2 separate regions of the Mus musculus genome follow, and region 1 is linked to region 2. A link is a contact called in ENCODE Hi-C or POLR2A ChIA-PET data. All regions are on one chromosome and are shown on one strand. The core of a region is the stretch at or near the end of the contact, and the rest is flanking DNA. Distances in the headings are between cores, read along the strand shown. Region 1 holds the start of Ugt1a6a (UDP glucuronosyltransferase 1 family, polypeptide A6A). Region 2 holds the start of Ugt1a7c (UDP glucuronosyltransferase 1 family, polypeptide A7C).

The links. Hi-C counts contacts between places; a loop is a spot of excess contacts on that map. ChIA-PET counts read pairs that join two places held with the same protein, here RNA polymerase II (POLR2A).
Region 1: a loop to region 2 is called in a map of ES-E14, with 3 times the contacts of the local background. The contact joins the promoter of Ugt1a6a here to the promoter of Ugt1a7c in region 2. A Hi-C loop is called at or near these places in 3 of 37 maps with a recorded cell type or tissue (ES-E14, T-helper 1 cell and mouse embryonic stem cell). POLR2A ChIA-PET finds 5 or more read pairs at or near these places in 1 of 5 experiments (Patski).

What each region holds. Positions count from the first base shown.
Region 1 is chr1:88,133,445-88,136,144 of GRCm38, reverse strand. Ugt1a6a (UDP glucuronosyltransferase 1 family, polypeptide A6A) reads right to left here and starts at 1,336. Exons shown (of 6, transcript NM_145079.3): 1 at 1,210-1,336. All of the region lies in intron 1 of Ugt1a10 (UDP glycosyltransferase 1 family, polypeptide A10), which reads right to left. All of the region lies in intron 1 of Ugt1a9 (UDP glucuronosyltransferase 1 family, polypeptide A9), which reads right to left. All of the region lies in intron 1 of Ugt1a8 (UDP glucuronosyltransferase 1 family, polypeptide A8), which reads right to left. It also overlaps Ugt1a7c and Ugt1a6b.
Region 2 is chr1:88,093,688-88,096,387 of GRCm38, reverse strand. Ugt1a7c (UDP glucuronosyltransferase 1 family, polypeptide A7C) reads right to left here and starts at 1,387. Exons shown (of 5, transcript NM_201642.4): 1 at 410-1,387. The coding sequence starts at 1,267. The region is part of intron 1 of Ugt1a10 (UDP glycosyltransferase 1 family, polypeptide A10); the gene reads right to left. The region is part of intron 1 of Ugt1a9 (UDP glucuronosyltransferase 1 family, polypeptide A9); the gene reads right to left. All of the region lies in intron 1 of Ugt1a8 (UDP glucuronosyltransferase 1 family, polypeptide A8), which reads right to left.

The DNA.
Region 1 (2,700 bases), core at 87-2,586, 40 kb before region 2:
TTTCCATTCTATGAGTTGCTGTGGTCATGATGTCTCTTTATGGCCTTAGAACCTCTAAGATGCTCCCCCTAGATGATATACATAATAAACACGATGTCAGCTCTGATCACCTACTTCCTTTAAAGTTCTGCTAGTGTCCCATCCGTGACACCTTCCCTGTTGAGCCCAGGGTCCAGCAGCCCAGTCTGTGGCCCTGGGCCTCCTTCCCTTCCTTGCTATCATTACCTCACCTTCTGTGTATTTATGCATCCCTCTCCCAACTATTAGTAGCATGTGCAGGGTGGGATCAATCATTGTTCTAATGTCCCTCTCTACCAAACTCAGTGTTCCTCTCTATTGAGTCTGCAGCATGCAGATCAGTGTCCAGCATACAGAAGGCTCCGAGTACCAGTTTGTGTGTGAGTAAACTGGCATTGGGACTGTCTGTCCATTTTATCCTTGTGCCTCATTTTCAATCAAATAGTAAAAGGTTACTCAAGGAAGGATAAGACAGAACCAGCTCCCTTGTGAGGAGTTGGTCGCTGACCCTTCGACATGTGTATAAGGGAAAAACCAACGACCCTTTCCTTCTGCACACTTTCACTCACACAGCTCTTGTGTTACCAGGCATGTATGAGTCAAGTCAACCACTTAGCAGAGTTGGCTACAGACCAGAGGCTCTTTTACTCAGCCTCAGAGCAGCTCTGCTCAAACCACTCAGAGAATCACTCAGTCAGAGGTTCATTACAGCAGCAGCACCCATAGTGCAACAAGACAGCAGTGGAGAAATGCCAAGAGCTTGGGGGAGAGACATGGCCGCTCTCTGTGTTCTTGGTGCAACCTATCCTCCACACCTTCAGCAACCTGGCAGCTCCCCAACCCAATCCCTCTGTGCTTTCATAGGGGCCGCATCATGAAATACAGGGGATGGGCTGATTGATTAAATTACCGTTGATCAGTAATCAACCCTAACTTCAATCCCTTTCTCTGCCCTTCCCTCTAATCTCAAAGCTGGTTCCAGACCCCATCCTTACAAACTTTCCAAAAGTTGCCCCTTAAGCATAAGCTTTAAGAAAACAGTACAACAGCTTATCACAAACAAACAGCACAGGTTTCCCTCCCACCCCTCATGAAATCAACAGGCATTTGGGAAGCTCTGCACAGGAAGACAAAAGCCCTTATCTTTCAAATTCTGTATTGCTCTCTCACCACACATAATCTGTTACTTGCCTGTCAGATAGTAAGGTTAGAGACCTGTGCCTCTAGGTAGCACGTGATGAGGGCCCTTGAGCAAGAGTAAGAAATCTGGAAGTCGGTTTCCAGTCAGCCACCATCAGCCAGCATCTGAATTCTGGGTTTTCTAACCACCACCAAAGAGGGAGGGTTACATTTGTTCTGTTTGTTAATCACTGCTGAGGGCGGGCCAGGGAGTTATGGATGTTGAAATCAGGCTGCCCTGGAGGAAATTGTTCTTTGAATCAAGGAACTGGCTCACCCAGACCTTGTCAGGCATATGCATATTGGAACCAGCTTGCCAGTACTTGCCTTAACCTTGGCACCCCAGTCGGTTGGGGCTCAGGAAAGCAGGACTGAAGGGGCCACCCCAAAGGGCAAGCAGGAACATAGCCAAGATGAAAGTTCTTTCTTTAAGGCTTACAAAGACTCCACTCAGTCCAAGCAGGGGTGGAGGATCAGCGTGGGAGGGAGGAGGGGAGTTGGAGTTTTTTGTTTTGTTTTGCTTTTAATTGATTCTTTGTGGGTTTCAAATTGTGCTTCCCAGCCCACTGGTCACCCATCCCCCTGGTGTCTGTTCTTTGCCTTTAACACATAAACAAGCAGGCAAAACAAAAACAAAAAAGCATTGAAAATATCTCATCATGGAAGCTGTAATACTGTCACAGTGTGTCCCACAGTATGTCTCTCTGTCTACACATGTTCACTTGCTAATGTTCATTGCAGTGAGGCACTGGTCTGGTTTGAGATCTCTGGCTTTTGTGACATAAACAGGATTTTTGACTCAGAATGAAAAGAGACAAGCTTACAGCAATGAGAAACCACTCCCCAGAGACTCATAAAGGAAGCACACTGTAGCTCTGTCCTTCCTGAGTGGCAGAGCAAAAGCTCTCTGAAGAATGTCTTTAAGCAAGCTGGCATGAATTGGGGAAAGCACGAGGAACTGTACCCTCGTATTCTTTATGACAGACACACAATTTACCGAGGCCTGGGCCCTTCCTAGGAAAATCAGGTTCACCTGGGTACTGACTGGCTTGTTCTTGTTTCCAGCAAGTCCATGGGGTCATAGGTTGAAATCAGGAAGAAGGCAGGAGAGGACAACAAGGTTCTGTCAGAGCATCACCAGAGGGTGCTTTGCAAGCTTTGTTCATGAGATTTGACTCTACTGTTTCTTAGACTGGTGTGTGTGTGTGTGTACATGTGCACAGAGAGAGAGGGGGGGGTGTGCAGCTGTCAGGAGTATTTCTGTACTGGGCACCAGAAAAGGGAATGTGGCATGCCTGGCACTTCTAAGTTTTATCCCTCCTGCTGCCCAGGAGGCTCAGTCCAGTCCAGCGGGAGGATACAGGCTCAGGGTGTCTTGCATAACATTACTTCTACCTATACAGGGGAAGGTCAGCTTTAACCTAGGGATTTCTGAAGAACAACAAATGGGGCTTGGGGCACACACCAGTGGAATGAAGGCATAGATCCTGGGATAGAACCACA
Region 2 (2,700 bases), core at 138-2,637:
AGCAATGCAGGCTGGTGATTATAAATGAGATTATAAATGGTGGCGCATGCCTTTAATCCCAGCACACGGGATAAAAGCACAGAGGCAGGCGAATTTCTGAGTTGGAGGCCAGCCTGGTCTACAAAGTGAGCTCCAGGACAGCCAGGGCTATACAGAGAAACCCTGTCTCTAAAAACCAAAAAAAATAAAAAAATAAATAAATAAATAAATAAATAAGAATGTCAACGGTACACACATCCATAAGCAAGATTTATCAGCTGTACAAACGCACAGTTAAGTGTGAATGGTTAAAAGTAATCCATCAAAAGAACTGAAAAAGAAGAACATACATGCCAAACCACAGTCCAGCAAGGAATAACTTCATCATCCAAAGTCTACCTCATCATGTGCTAAAGGGAAGATGGTGTACCTTGGAAAGTGGCTTTCCCTGGTGGCAGTTGATTCCACCAATGTAGATCACATTGGGCATCACAGGTCTGGGGAACTCCAAGACAAAGTCTGTGCGTAACAACCAAATGGACACTGGGCTGAAGAGGTCTGTCATAGTCACTGGGGTCTGGAGAACTTCAGAGGCAATATCTGCAGCACTTTTGAAAAACTTATGACAAAATGCACGCTCCCCCATGTAGGCCAAAAGGTTCCGAGTTCTTTCCTTGAAAGTCATGGTGTCTGTGAATTTTAAGAGCATTCTGGGGATATAAGAAGGAGGACTGGGGCACTGGGCAGCATCTTCAAGATAATGACAAAATATTCCTCTGCTGAAGACCACGGATGGGAGAGAAAAGTACTTGGCTACAGTTAAGCCGCACACATCGAAAGGATCCAGAAACACAGCATCAAAAGAAGTCTGCTTCAAGTATTCCACTAACTTCTTGTCGTTAAACAAACTCCTACAGTGTGAAAACAGTAATTCGAAGAAACCTTTGGCTGGAGAATCAAGCAGAGGAAGTATTCCTCCCTCCTGCTGACTTTTCCATTGTGCATCAATAAAAATCTTGAACTCCCGGTTTAAATCCTCCTGCGTATGAGAAACTGCATATGTTTTCACTACAAAATTCAATGGTTTCGTCAGCTGCCAACTCACCTCCGGAACAACCACTACGACCTCATGGCCTTTGTGAAGGAGTTTCTCCACAACCGTCTGCATCGTAAACCAGTGGCTCCCATCCATGGGCACCACCAGCAGCCTGCCTGCCTGGGCCAAGCCAGAGGCCAGCAGCAGGCACACACAGAGAGGAAGGGAGGCTGGAAAGTCTGCAGGAGCCATGGCAGAAGTGCAGCCTAAGGCAATCCAGCTGCTGAGACTCAGCACTGAAGAGGAAGTGTGAGCCAGAGAGAAATCTACGCAGGAGGGTGTGTGCTCACAGCCGTTTAGGAGAATGATTTACTGAGGAGAACAGTAAAAAATGAGCAAGCATGATTAAGGAACATGCTTGTTTCCTGAGGAGAAGACCTTCTGACCCTTTTTGGGGGGTAGAATCACACAATGTGAGCTTAGAAATAGTTATGAGGAAATACACTAAACCCTAAGGAGTCCAAATGCTTATACAAAAGGAAGCAAGTTTCAAAGCAGCTTACATTTCTAGGATTGATCTCAAAGCAAAATCTGAACACATTTTTAGGTGACCTGACTGACTCTGTTTCAAAGAGATATTCTGCCTCTGCTTCCAAGGCAAAAGGGGAAGTTCTAGAGCCTGTCCTCCCAAGAGACAGAGAATCAACTCTGCCAGAGAGCAGGGCTGCTGTCTCTGTGCACACAGTGGGATTCTTGTTCCATTTTCAAACACTTTCATGTGCCTTGCTGACGCTAGGCTGACAACCATCTTCACAGACCAATCCAGGGACGGGAAGGAAGGTGACATCAACCTCCTTACAAAATCCCCTCTGAGTCACTGGAAGCCATAGGCAGACATTCTCTATGAAGAAGCAGAGAGAGCTCTCCGGTGATGCCCCTCAGTAGCCCAGGGACCTTCTCCACAGAGCAATGGCTCTGTCTCCCATGGCACTGCAGCATCTGCAGGGTTGCTTCCACCTTGTGGCTACTTTGAACAGTGCTGCCATCAGCACCACATGCTGGGTCCTCTCAGGAATTGATCTCAAGTCCTTCAACTGGGATTAAGGCTGCTAGCTCAGGAGGAAGTTCTGGTGCTCACTGCTAAGAAACTATTAGACACCTCTACACGGGGCGGTAGCATTTTAATTTCCCTCCAGGCCTCCATTACTGCCTGGCCTCCACATCCTCTCTGAAGCTATTTTTACTTCTGTTTAGTGTACTCTTCCTGGTGCTGGGCACGACATCTTGTGGGTTCTGCTTGCATTTTGTAACCACCCCCATCTCCTGCCTGATTTTGCCAGGACAGGAGAACAACACTTGAATTTGAAAGTCCTGACACTGGAGTTGCTAATATTCAGAAATACCACTGTCTCCCTTTCCCATCAATTGGTTGGAAATCTCTCATTCACCAAATACACAAGAATGTGAGACAAATACTCACCTACAACAAAGCCTTTGACTCTCAGCACAGCATGGTTCAGAAGAGTTGCTCTAAGTAGACAGAAGACCCTTGAGCTGCATAGACACTGGGTCTGGTTAACTTCACTATGTGATGTTTTGATTTATCTGCAAGGTTTTGGTTTTTGTTTTGAATTTTGGTTTTGGGGTTTTTTATTTGTTGTTTGTTTGTTTGTTTTGTTTTGTTT